2 separate regions of the Homo sapiens genome follow, and region 2 is linked to region 1. Evidence: chromatin contacts called from ENCODE POLR2A ChIA-PET data. All regions are on one chromosome and are shown on one strand. The core of a region is the stretch at or near the end of the contact, and the rest is flanking DNA. Distances in the headings are between cores, read along the strand shown.

What was found. ChIA-PET counts read pairs that join two places held with the same protein, here RNA polymerase II (POLR2A).
Region 2: POLR2A ChIA-PET joins it to region 1 with 11 read pairs in activated CD4-positive, alpha-beta T cell. The contact joins two enhancer-like sites. POLR2A ChIA-PET finds 5 or more read pairs at or near these places in 2 of 52 experiments (CD4-positive, alpha-beta T cell and activated CD4-positive, alpha-beta T cell).

What each region holds. Positions count from the first base shown.
Region 1 is chr15:63,368,967-63,374,442 of GRCh38, forward strand. The region is part of intron 2 of CA12 (carbonic anhydrase 12); the gene reads right to left. Among named protein-coding and RNA genes, the nearest start is that of CA12, 10 kb to the right of the region's middle. Within about 2 kb of position 3,510, at least 11 of the 41 ENCODE cell types and tissues checked have a DNase peak (open chromatin) inside an H3K27ac peak, as active enhancers do.
Region 2 is chr15:64,222,612-64,228,069 of GRCh38, forward strand. The region is part of intron 4 of CSNK1G1 (casein kinase 1 gamma 1); the gene reads right to left. Among named protein-coding and RNA genes, the nearest start is that of PPIB, 62 kb to the left of the region's middle. Within about 2 kb of position 2,145, at least 4 of the 41 ENCODE cell types and tissues checked have a DNase peak (open chromatin) inside an H3K27ac peak, as active enhancers do.

The DNA of each region.
Region 1 (5,476 bases), core at 2,260-4,759:
TGCTCTCTGGGAGACTTCAGGGGCTTGGCTGAGGAGGCCATGGTTATGGAACCAGATATCTGGTTCCTGGATGCCAGGAAAGCACCAGGGAGATGAGACCTGACTTCACCTTGGTCTGAAGAACCAGGCTAGAAAGGACATTCTGGCCTGTGAGGCCCTTGGGACGAGAGCTTGCAGTCCTTGTGTTTTTTAAATTCCTTTCTTACTCAAAAAGGAAATACCCTTTGTTTATTGAAAATATAAAAGGAGTATTTCCTGGCTGTAAAAACTCACAATTCAGAAAAGTGTGAAGAAGCAGAACCCTTCCTAACAAAAATAGAGCTCTCATGCGTTTGGTGCTGTAGAGTTTACAAGGCCTTTCCCTCCATATTAGTTCATTTAATCTGCACCATAGCTCTGCGAGGCAAAGAGAAAGAAACTACAGTTAGCTTTGTATGTGCTAGGCCCTGTGTGAGCCTCTCTCCATGTGTTATCTTATTTGATCCTTACCACAACCCTCTGAAGCACAGCTGGGATTCTCAAACTTGAGTGAGCAGCAGAATCACCTGGAGGACTTGTTAAAACAAATTTCTGGGCCCCGCCCCCCAGAGTTTCTGGTTAGGAGGTAGGCCTGGGATGGGCTGAGAATTTGCATTTGGCTTAGGTGATGCTAATGCTGCTGGCCCAGGGACCACACTTTGAGAACCACTGGTGTAGATGCCATGATTCTCATCTTGTAGCTAAGGAACCAAGGCTCAGAGAGGTCATTACTTTCCTAAGGCGCACCAGACAGAAAGTGGCCTAGCAGATATTTCCATGGAGGTCGCCTGGTTCTGGGGTCTGTAAAGTTTCCGCTTCTTCCTCCTGGTTTTCTGCCTCATCCTCTGTTCCACTATGCCTGTCTTTAGGAACTAATGCTAGCTTCCCTATGTTTTTACTCAGCTGATGAGGCCAGCTGTGAACACAAAAATGTAGGCATTTTGGCAGCCACAGGCCAAAAGCCTCCAGGATACGCACAAACCCCAATTCTGCAATTCAGGAAAGATGAGAAGTAACTATGAGTAGGCGGGCCACACCACATCCAGACAGACCCTAGATGTCACAACTTCAATTAGAAGTAACTGAAACTACAACACAGATTTAATTCAAGATAGGGGGTCGGATTTCTAACCCCAGCAGAAATCCATGGGATTTGGGGATAGGAATTCAGTGTGCTGGTATGAAAAACATGTCTGCCAGGCACGGTGGCTCACCCTTGTAATCCCAACACTTTGGGAGGCCGAGGCGGGAGGCTCATTTGAGGCCAGGAGTTCAAGACCAGCCTGGTAATGTAGCCTGTGTCTACTAAAAAATTTAAAAATTAGCCTGGCATGGTGGCATACGTCCTAGCTACTTGGGAGGCTGAGACAGGAGAATCCCTTGAGCCCAGGTGATGGAGGCTGCAGCGAGCAGTGATTGTGCCACTGCACTCCAGCCTGGATGACAAAGCCCTGTCTCAAAAAAAAAAAAAAAAGAAAAAAAGAAAAGATAGGAAAAGCATATCTGGGCGGGGCACGGTGGCTCATGCCTGTAATCCCACCACTTTGGGAGGCCAAGGCAGGTGGGTCACCTGAAGTCAGGAGTTCGAGACCAGCCTGGTCAACATGGTGAAACCCCGTCTCTATTAAAAATACAAAGATTAGCCGGGCGTGGTGGTGGGTGCCTGTAATCCCAGCTACTTGGGAGTCTGAGGCAGGAGAATCGCTTGAACCTGGGAGGCGGAGGTTGCAGTGAGCCAAGATTGCACCACTGCACTCCAGTCTGGGTGGCAGAGCGAGACTCCATCTCAAAAAAAAAAAGAAAAAAAAGAAAAAAGAAAAACATGTCTGGCCTTTTCCGGCTCTCCTGAGAGTACTTTGTGCCCCTTATTCATCCTCAGGATGGCAGCTGGGAGTCGCGAGAAGTGGCTGGAATGTTTTGAGATGGCCAAGCCTCCCTCCCTTTGATAGAGACAAGAGCCCTCGGTCTATTAATTGCAGGTGCTCCCTGCTGTTTTGAGTCTCCCCTGAGCTCTCACTGCAGCCTGCTTTTTATATTGCAATTCAGGTGTGAGGTCACACAGTGCCTTTATCACTGCTGAAGAATAGAAAGTCAAGAGTTTGCTTCCTGGCCTCCTTTCATGTGTTCCATTTCTAGTTCTGTGTGGGAAGAGGCTGAGAGGGTGTCTGGAGCCCCAAGAAAGTTCATTACAGAAAATAAATATTTCCGCAGATACAGGACAGAAGGCGGGTGGAGGTGTGGGCCTGGAGGACTTCAGGGACATGAAAATGAGGTTTGCCCCAGTGGAGGATCTCCCCCTGATTTCCAAAGGAAATTCTTTAAGACGGACAATGTATTATCTGGGAGAGGAACCAAGGAGTGCAGCAAAAGGAATGCACAGCACTGCCCGGCTCACACCGAGTCCTGCCAGAGCCGAGGGCCACGAGGGCTGGCCTGCCGCAACAGAGAACTGGGCAGGCTGACCTGTAAGCATGTGCGGCCACAGCCACAGCCAGCCACCTGGCACCCCCGTGCCAGGCCACCTTCTTTCCAAGGTTTCCTGAACAGGATGGAGGGGCTGGCCTCGCGGGTGCCCTGTGGGGCTGTGATAGGGGTTGGCGCACCCTCCAGGAGGAAGGCTTGTCATCCATGTTCTTCTGCCATCCCATCGCGTTTAAGACTTTGCAGATCTTGAGCAAACAGGGGTTTTCATCTATTTCTCAACCAGCTCACATCCAAGAAGCAGCAAGCCAATATCTGATATCATCAGGGATGAAACACCACGCCCATTCTCAGCTAACATGATGTGCTCTCGGGTCTAGCTCCAATACAGTCATTCTTTCTGGTTGCTCTGTTGTTTTGAACACACTAGGGTTTTTTTTGTTTTGTTTTTGGGTTTTTTGTTTTGTTTTGGTTTGGTTTGGTTTTTTCTTGGGGAAGGACTAAAAAAGCTATCAGAGTAAGGATGAATCTCCCAGCCAGCTGGAACTTTGTAACTCTTTTATTGAATATGAAATATATACCGAAAAGTGTGTAGACCATAAGCAAACAGCTGGATGAATGCTCAAAAACTGACTGCAGCACCCACACCAAGGACCTGAACGTGCCCACAACCCTTCCTGCCTCCTTCCGGTCATCTTCATCCCCCACAGGGCACATATTCTGATACCTTAGCAGGCTGGAGTTTGTCCTTAGCTCACATGACAACCTGACCTGCAGCTGTCCTCAGTTCACAGCAAGTGAAGCTGCCGGGCTCAGCGGGATTGATGCGGGACTGATTTCCGGCGGGGAAGGTCCATGTCACATCATCCCCAGCCTCTCTCTCATGATGCCACCTCAGCCATGCTAAGCCCAGCAGCCATTCAGCTGCTGTTTCAGCACCCTAGGAGGGGCTCAAAGAGGTGGCGCTGGCCCCATCTTGGCAGTCAGATGGTCCTCCTCTCTCCAGGGAGGAGCCATCCATGCAGTCAGCCTGGTGACTCAGCTATGAGGATGTAGGGGTAGAACTCCCTTTTTTGTACTTCTAAAAGTCCTACCATGTGTGCCAGACAGTGGGAGGCCCCTGGAGAATGACTCAGCAGTGTACGTGCAAAGAAGCTGAGTTCTGCACATGAGCCACCATGCCCAGCACGGAGCCTTTGGTTGGACTTGCCCCATTCAGTGCGGCCCTTATTGCTTGGAAGCCGTTTCCCTCCAGCACTTATGCTGGGCCCTCTGTCTACCTGTGCAGCCCTGAGCACAGGTGCCAGCTGCCAGCCAGGACCTAAGGAGGAGCTAGCCAAGACCTCAGGAGGAGTTTGCCTCCTTAGCTGTCTTCCATCTGTCCTCTCCTGCACGTCCCCTCTGAGGGCTGACTCCACATCACACATGCCCATGTCACTAATAAAAACCAGACTTGCCTTTGTGCTTACCCCATGCATGTCCATGCATCATTAGACTCTGCCCTCTGCTTCCTCAGCAAAGAGCTGCTCTAATTATGCAGGGTAGGAGGGACAGAGGGCTGGCCAGAGCTAGTGGTCAGGGAGAAATGCTTCTGGACAGGTCAGTGTGGCTGCACTGAGAAGCCCGCCCTTGGCGAACACCACGTCATGATGAAGAGGCAGTTAAGATTCTCTTCCCAGCCAGTCATGGTGGCTCACACCTGTAATCCCAACACTTTGAGAGGCCGAGGTGGGCAGAACACTTGAGATCAGGAGTTCGAGACCAGCCTGGCCATCATGGTGAAACCCCATCTCTAATAAAAATACAGAAATTAGCCGGGCGTGATGGCACACCCCTGTAATCCCAGCTACTTGGGAGGCTGAGGCAGGAGAATCCCTTGGACCCAGGAAGCAGAGGTTGCAGTGAGCCAAGATCACGCCACTGCACTCCACCCTGGGTGAGAATGAGACTCCAAAAAAAAAAAAAAAATTTGTCCTCCCACACCTTCACACAATGTCTCTGTTCCCTGTCGCCATCTCATTCTGCCCAGGAGGGCTGTAACAGAGAGATAGGGATAGAGGACCCCGTAGAGATGTGATCTGTGTTTCTATCATACCTGAGAGGCCAGCAGAAGAGGTGGGGCAAGCTTCCTCTCTCTGGATAGACAGGTCTTGGGAACCATGGGTCAGTGATTCTCTGATAGAGTGCAGCTAAGAATCACTTGGGGAGTGCGTTAAGAATACAGGTTTTTCAGGCTCCCTCCCTTTCCCAGGTCTAGCCCAAGGCCTAGAAATCTGCATTTTGGGGAAGTATTCCAGGTGATCCTGATGTGGGTGATCCCAAGCCGTAGTTTGAGAAACACTGGTCTAGACAACCCCTCCTCCAGGTTACAGATGGGGAAAGTGAAGTCCTGGGGCTGAAATGGCTTACTGGGGATCATATGGAATAAAGCCCAGAACCCAAGTGCCACCTTCTTTCCATGCCTGTCACCTCCTACACACGGAACCTGCCCAAGGGGCCCTGTGGCCCAGATTCTGCGATTCTTACTTTGTCAGTTCTCTTATCCTGGCCTGGCCTTCCCCCTCACTGCCACCACTGTAAACTGGATGTGAAGACACGGAACGGGGTTTCTCCACAGGCCAAACACCTTCCTGCCTCCCTCCATCCTTCCCCCTCCACCTCCTACCACCAAGTAACTCTTCCTAAAACACAGACTTACTCCCTGCCCTGCCCCTCCAGGAGCAGGACAAAGTGGGAAAGGCCTGCCCTGACCCTCCACACCTCCCCTGTTTGACCCAGCCTATCTCTCTGACCTTAGAGCCCGTGACTCCGCTATCAACCCTTCTCCACATGCTTTCCTCGAACACCACCTTGCTCTTTCTTGCTTCTGCTCAACATCACCTTAGCCAACAGCACCCACTCCCCACTCACCGAATCCTCCTTATCTTCCAAGGCCCAGGTGAAAGCCCTCCTCCTCCAGGAGGCCTTCCCTGACCATCTAGCCCTAGCACACTCGCCCTCCTTTGAGCACTCAGATCTCTGAAGCATTTGTTTATGA
Region 2 (5,458 bases), core at 895-3,394, 850 kb after region 1:
AAATATAAGCTGGTAGTGAAACTCAACTGGAAGTGTATCTATCAGAAATATCTTTAAAACTTAAAAAAAAAAAAAAACCCAAAATGAGATGCAGTGACTTCACCTCCTACCTACTGAGTCAGAATTTCTAGGAGTGGAAGCAAACATTGCTCCACAAGTGATTCTGATGTGTAACCTCAGCTGAAAAACACTATATCTAGAGAGTAGAAATAAAGGGTTTTGCTTTGTTTTATGATTAATATAAGGATTCAGAATACAGTGACAGGTCTCTTTCAGAAGTTATTTCAGATCAAAACAACTGGACTCAATACCTTTTGAAGGAAAGAATTTTAAGGCAAGTTAAAAAGATTTCTCTGTTTAAAGTTTCTTAGTTATTTTCTTACAGAAAATATACCTTTGAGCATAAAAGTTTCTTTGGGAGATGTAGCTGTAATTTATTAGAACTATCTGTACAGAAAGCTCCCCATGCAAGTTCTACTCTGAGCCTGGTTTTTCGCAGGAGTGCCCATAAAGTGGTCTGTGCTGGTGGTAAAAGACACAAACACAAGCACACTAAGAAAGTCTGTCTCTTTGGTCAGAGATTACCACACAGTAACGGCTTATCAGCTGGGCTGCATTTAAATGAAAAAAAAAATCCTGTATATTTCATTCTTCTTTTGCAGAGCCATCTCTAATCCACTGCTTAAGAAATTTTAAATTAATCAACATTATGCTATGAAATCCTTTAATGAGGCTGGGGAGAAGGGCAGATCCTTAAGTGCAACATAAGGTACACATGCGGTAAACAGGTACTTTCTATAAATAATTATGAGGGAATGGAAAGGAAGTGGGAGACTCAGGCAAGGAAGATATGTGCTGGATTCTTTGATCAATGGTATATTGGAAACTAAGGTATTAATAGTTTTATAATCTCTCATCTGCTCTGGAAATAATGTGCTAATGAGGTCTCCCCTTCCTAAATTGGTAAACTGCATAGAAACCTGGAAACTAAAGAAGTGACTACTGAATTTTACTTTTCTGAAGGATTTCCAATAGATTTCATTATATTTCCTTTAACTACAGGTTAAATCTCTTATAAACCAAACTGCAAGGTTACATATACAGTACATATGTTATCTTGTATATTTTTCTTAGTACTATGAAAGAGCCTTTCCATCATCAATAACATGATGTTATAAACCCTGCCAGACATATGGCTCACACGTACATCAAGCTGCACAGAATAGGCAATGAATGTAGAACACTAGAGCTAATTTTCAGTCTGTATGAAGTTTAACTTGAGTCAAATACACCAATTCAAGGAAAATGGCTTCTTTTATCATCCAAGCTGTTATCTAAAAACAATCTACAACACATTATGAACCCTAACTACTCTAAGTAGAGATATTTTAAAATGCACATCAGGTTGAGAACTGAAATAGAACCACCTCAAAGGTTTTGGTAATTTGATCCTATTATTGCCTAATAATTAGTCTTTCATTCTTTTTTAAAAACTAAATTACCTAACTATGAAGGACAACAACCTTGGCAAGCCCATTCTTTTGCTTTGTTTATATAGTTTATTTTTTAATGTTTAAAGAAAATAGAATAATTTTTCTCCCAAATTAAATTAATTCTCTTCTCAGCCCCATCAATAGTAATAGTTTCTAGCACAACTACTAAATGCTCTGTAATGTTTCTGAGGGATCAGGCAATTATTATTATAATACATGGGCAATTATCATTAAAGAAAATAATATTAAACATGTACCCTTAGCAAGAAATCAGAAATAGGCAGATAAATGAGATGTTATTCCATTGTAAGTAACGAAAGGGAAAAATGGAAGCATAGCCTTTAAAACTCTGAGAATAAACCCATGAAACAATGCATTATTACAAAGATATGAGATAATACGTAGTATATCTTTTTTAAAAAAGAACAAACAATCCCTCTCATGTCTCTGACTCTGAAAAATGTCTCTTTGCAACATGAACCAGTTAAACATATGAATTTACTCAAAATGCTGGTTTAATAACAAAAACAGCTAGGCCCAGAATTAAGAAAACAGGATTACTTTGTCTGTCCTGTAATGAAAAATGTTTTACAATCATCTTGTTTAAAGGCCTCCTGGGAACTGGAATACTGCCAAACATAGGCTGCTAACACGAGCTCAAATTTGTATGGTGGGGGAAGAGGCAGTGAGGAAAGGCAAAAGAAGAGGAATAATTTCACATTTCCGAGCCACAGACATTGAGCTTTAACAGTGTCTCTATTACATACACATAATTATGAATGCCTTGAGCCTTAAAGCAGGCTTAACATTTTATTTACCCAAAAGGAGTCAGAAAAGAAAGCCCAAGACAGGACAGAGGACAGATTTCTTCTATAGTAGATAGAATCCAAAATACACTTTTCTTTTTTTTTTTTTTTTTTTGGAGACAGAGTCTTGCTCTGTTGCCCAGGCTGGAGTACAGTGGTGCAATTTTGGGTCACTGCAACCTCTACCTCCTGGGTTCAAGCGATTATCTTGCCTCAGCCACCCGAGTGGCTGGGATTACAGGCATGCACCACCATGCCTGGCTAATTTTTGCATTTTTAGTAGAGCTGGGGTTTCACCATGTTAGCCAGGCTGGTCTCAAACTCCTGGCCTCAAGTGGTCCACCTGCCTCTGAGGCAGGAGAATAGGGTCTGGAAACAGTAAACCTAAGGCCAACCTATGGCTGCCTTCTTGGAATTGGACTAAGAGGAAAACCCCACCTGTCCACAACCAAGTCATAACAGGCCAAAGGCCCATCCCTCTCCGAACCTCCCCTCCCCTATGTCAGGAATGGGAATGTCTGGTTTTGGTCCATTCTGGGACCTTCATCTGCATATATGCCATAGGTGAGATGCCTCTGATTGGTCCTGGGCAGAATCTTGATTCTGACTGGTCCTGGACAGAATCCTGCCTCTGATTGGCCTAGGGCAGAATCCTTCATTTACATAGGGCATAACCTATCAGAAGCCCCTAAAGGTACTTAGATGTGTTACCATGATCTTTTGTTGTTGTTGTTGAACAGAGTTTCACTCGTGTCGCCCAGGCTGGAGTGCAATGGCGTGATCTCGGCTCACTGCAACCTCTGCCTCCCAAGTTCAACTGATTCTCCTGCCTCAGCCTCCCAAGTAACTGGGATTACGGGTGCCTGTCACCACATCCAGCTGATTTTTATATTTTTAGTAGAGTCGGGGTTTCGCTATGTTGGCCAGGCTGATCTTGAACTCCTGACCTCAGGTGATCCACCTGCCTCGGCCTCCCGAAGTGCTGGGATTACAGGCGTGAGACACTGCTCCCGGCTTACCATATTCTTTTAATTCAATAAAAACCCCAAGGAACATTACAATCAGGGCTCTTGAGCCACCCGCTCAAGCCCGCTCCCACTCTGTGGAGTGTACTTTCACTTCAACAAATCTATGCCTTCGTCTTCCATTGCTTTGTGCGTTTTGTTCAATTCTTTGCTCAAGGCACCAAGAACTTGGACAACTCACAGTCAAGACTTTCCATCTGGTAACACCTTGGCCACCCAAAGTGCTGGGCACGTAAGCCACTGTGCCTGGCCCAAAATAAAAACAGGTAAAAGTGTGTTGTGTATTGGAGGTGGGTAGGGGCAGAGGAGTAAAGTCCTTTCCCTTTCCAAAAAGACTAACTCGGCTGGGTGTGGTGGCTCACGCCTGTAATCCCAGCACTTTGGGAGGCCAAGGTGTATGGATCACGAGGTCAGGAGATCAAGACCATCTTGGTCAACATGGAGAAACCCCGTCTCTACTAAAATACAAAAAATTAGCTGGGCGTGGTGGTGCACGCCTGTAGTCCCAGACTAGGGAGGCTGAGGCAGGGGAATCGCTTGAACCCAAGAGGTGGAGGCTGCAGTGAGCCAAGATCGCAACACTGTACTCCAGCCCAGTGACAGAGCAAGATTCCGTCTCAAAACAAACAAACAAACAAACAAACAAACCAAAAAAAAAAAAGGAGACTAACTCAGCTCAGCTCAGTTACTAACAGACTAACTTTACTCAGATGGTAAATTCATGAGATTAAAAAATCCAGTATTTGACATTTTTCCACCTTCCTTAGTACTGTAGTTCCTGTGATTTAAGATAAAAAGATGGATTATCTACTGAATTTCAAAATCTGCCTCAAAACCTAAGAAAATACACCTGATTCTTCTTAAAATCCACCTGAACAATTAACAACTAAAAAGTCAAGAAGGTTCTAGCAAGCAGCTAGAAGGAATGAAAAGGAAAAAATGAGGTTACCCAAAGTACAGTGATCCCCTTCCTGACAATCGTGCCCCAGTCCCATTACACTTTCTTTATCCATGTGTCTGTCTTCCCTACTAACAGAAGGCTATTTGAAGACAGCAACTACTGTGTGTTAATTTTTTGTATGTCAGCACCTAGCACTGGTCCAAGCATATGGTAGATATGGTTAAAATAAGTACTAAGTAAATTAATAACTACAACTCAGTGCGATGGCACTTGAGTTTTCCATTTGGAATGCCTAATGCTTTCCTCAAAATGCTGAAATACACACAATACATACAGAGCAAAGCAAATTCAGTGGATTTAAAATGTGCACGAATACTAACACAATTGATTTTTCTGAGTTCTTGCTTACATTTCATGGGAATACTTTTAAAAGACAGTTCTGCTGGGCAAGCCACAAGTATGAATACTCCAAGTAAATTCAGAGTTGCAATATTTCTACATTGACTTCTGTGTATTTTAAATCTTCCATGATGATTGTAAATGATATCTACAGTTTATCTTGCTGTTCCCATATGTAGGTAAACAACTATGCAGAATTACTTATTTCAGTTAACAGCACTGAAAACTACACACAAACAAATGTCTTCTCCTCTCTCAAAACAGCACCTGCCCATCCAAACAGATTAAATGACCAAAAAAATGAGACATCTAAATCATCTAATATGAAAGGAAGTCCAGTAACTTCTTCCTACCCTTATCTTCTCCCTCTCAATTTATAAACAAATTCTTTATTTTGGTCCCATTTAACTTGGAAATACACGGTCTTTTCTTCACCTAAGTAGTCTTTTCCTACCACACTTGAATCTCATGGTCATCCTGTAAGGAAAAACAGGGGAAGTACTAAAGACCCCATTTTACAGATGAAATAAAAACCCTGAGAAATATTGTGTGAAATCTCCTAGGTTCCCAAATAATACAACCAAATCTCTCAATTCCAGATTCACTGTTCTCTTCTCTACACTAAGCTGCCTACATTCTCTTACTCTCAATGTTCTTTTTCATCTGTGTTGTTGCCAAAATTATTCTCCATGCTCCCCAACCCAACTCTTCCAAACCCTATGTCCTGCCCTTTTGGTTAACATTTTCTTTTTCCACCAATTCTTTATCACCTTTCCAGTACATAAATCCCCCACTATGCTCCACAGGCAGCTTGATTTGTCCTACTCACCCTTT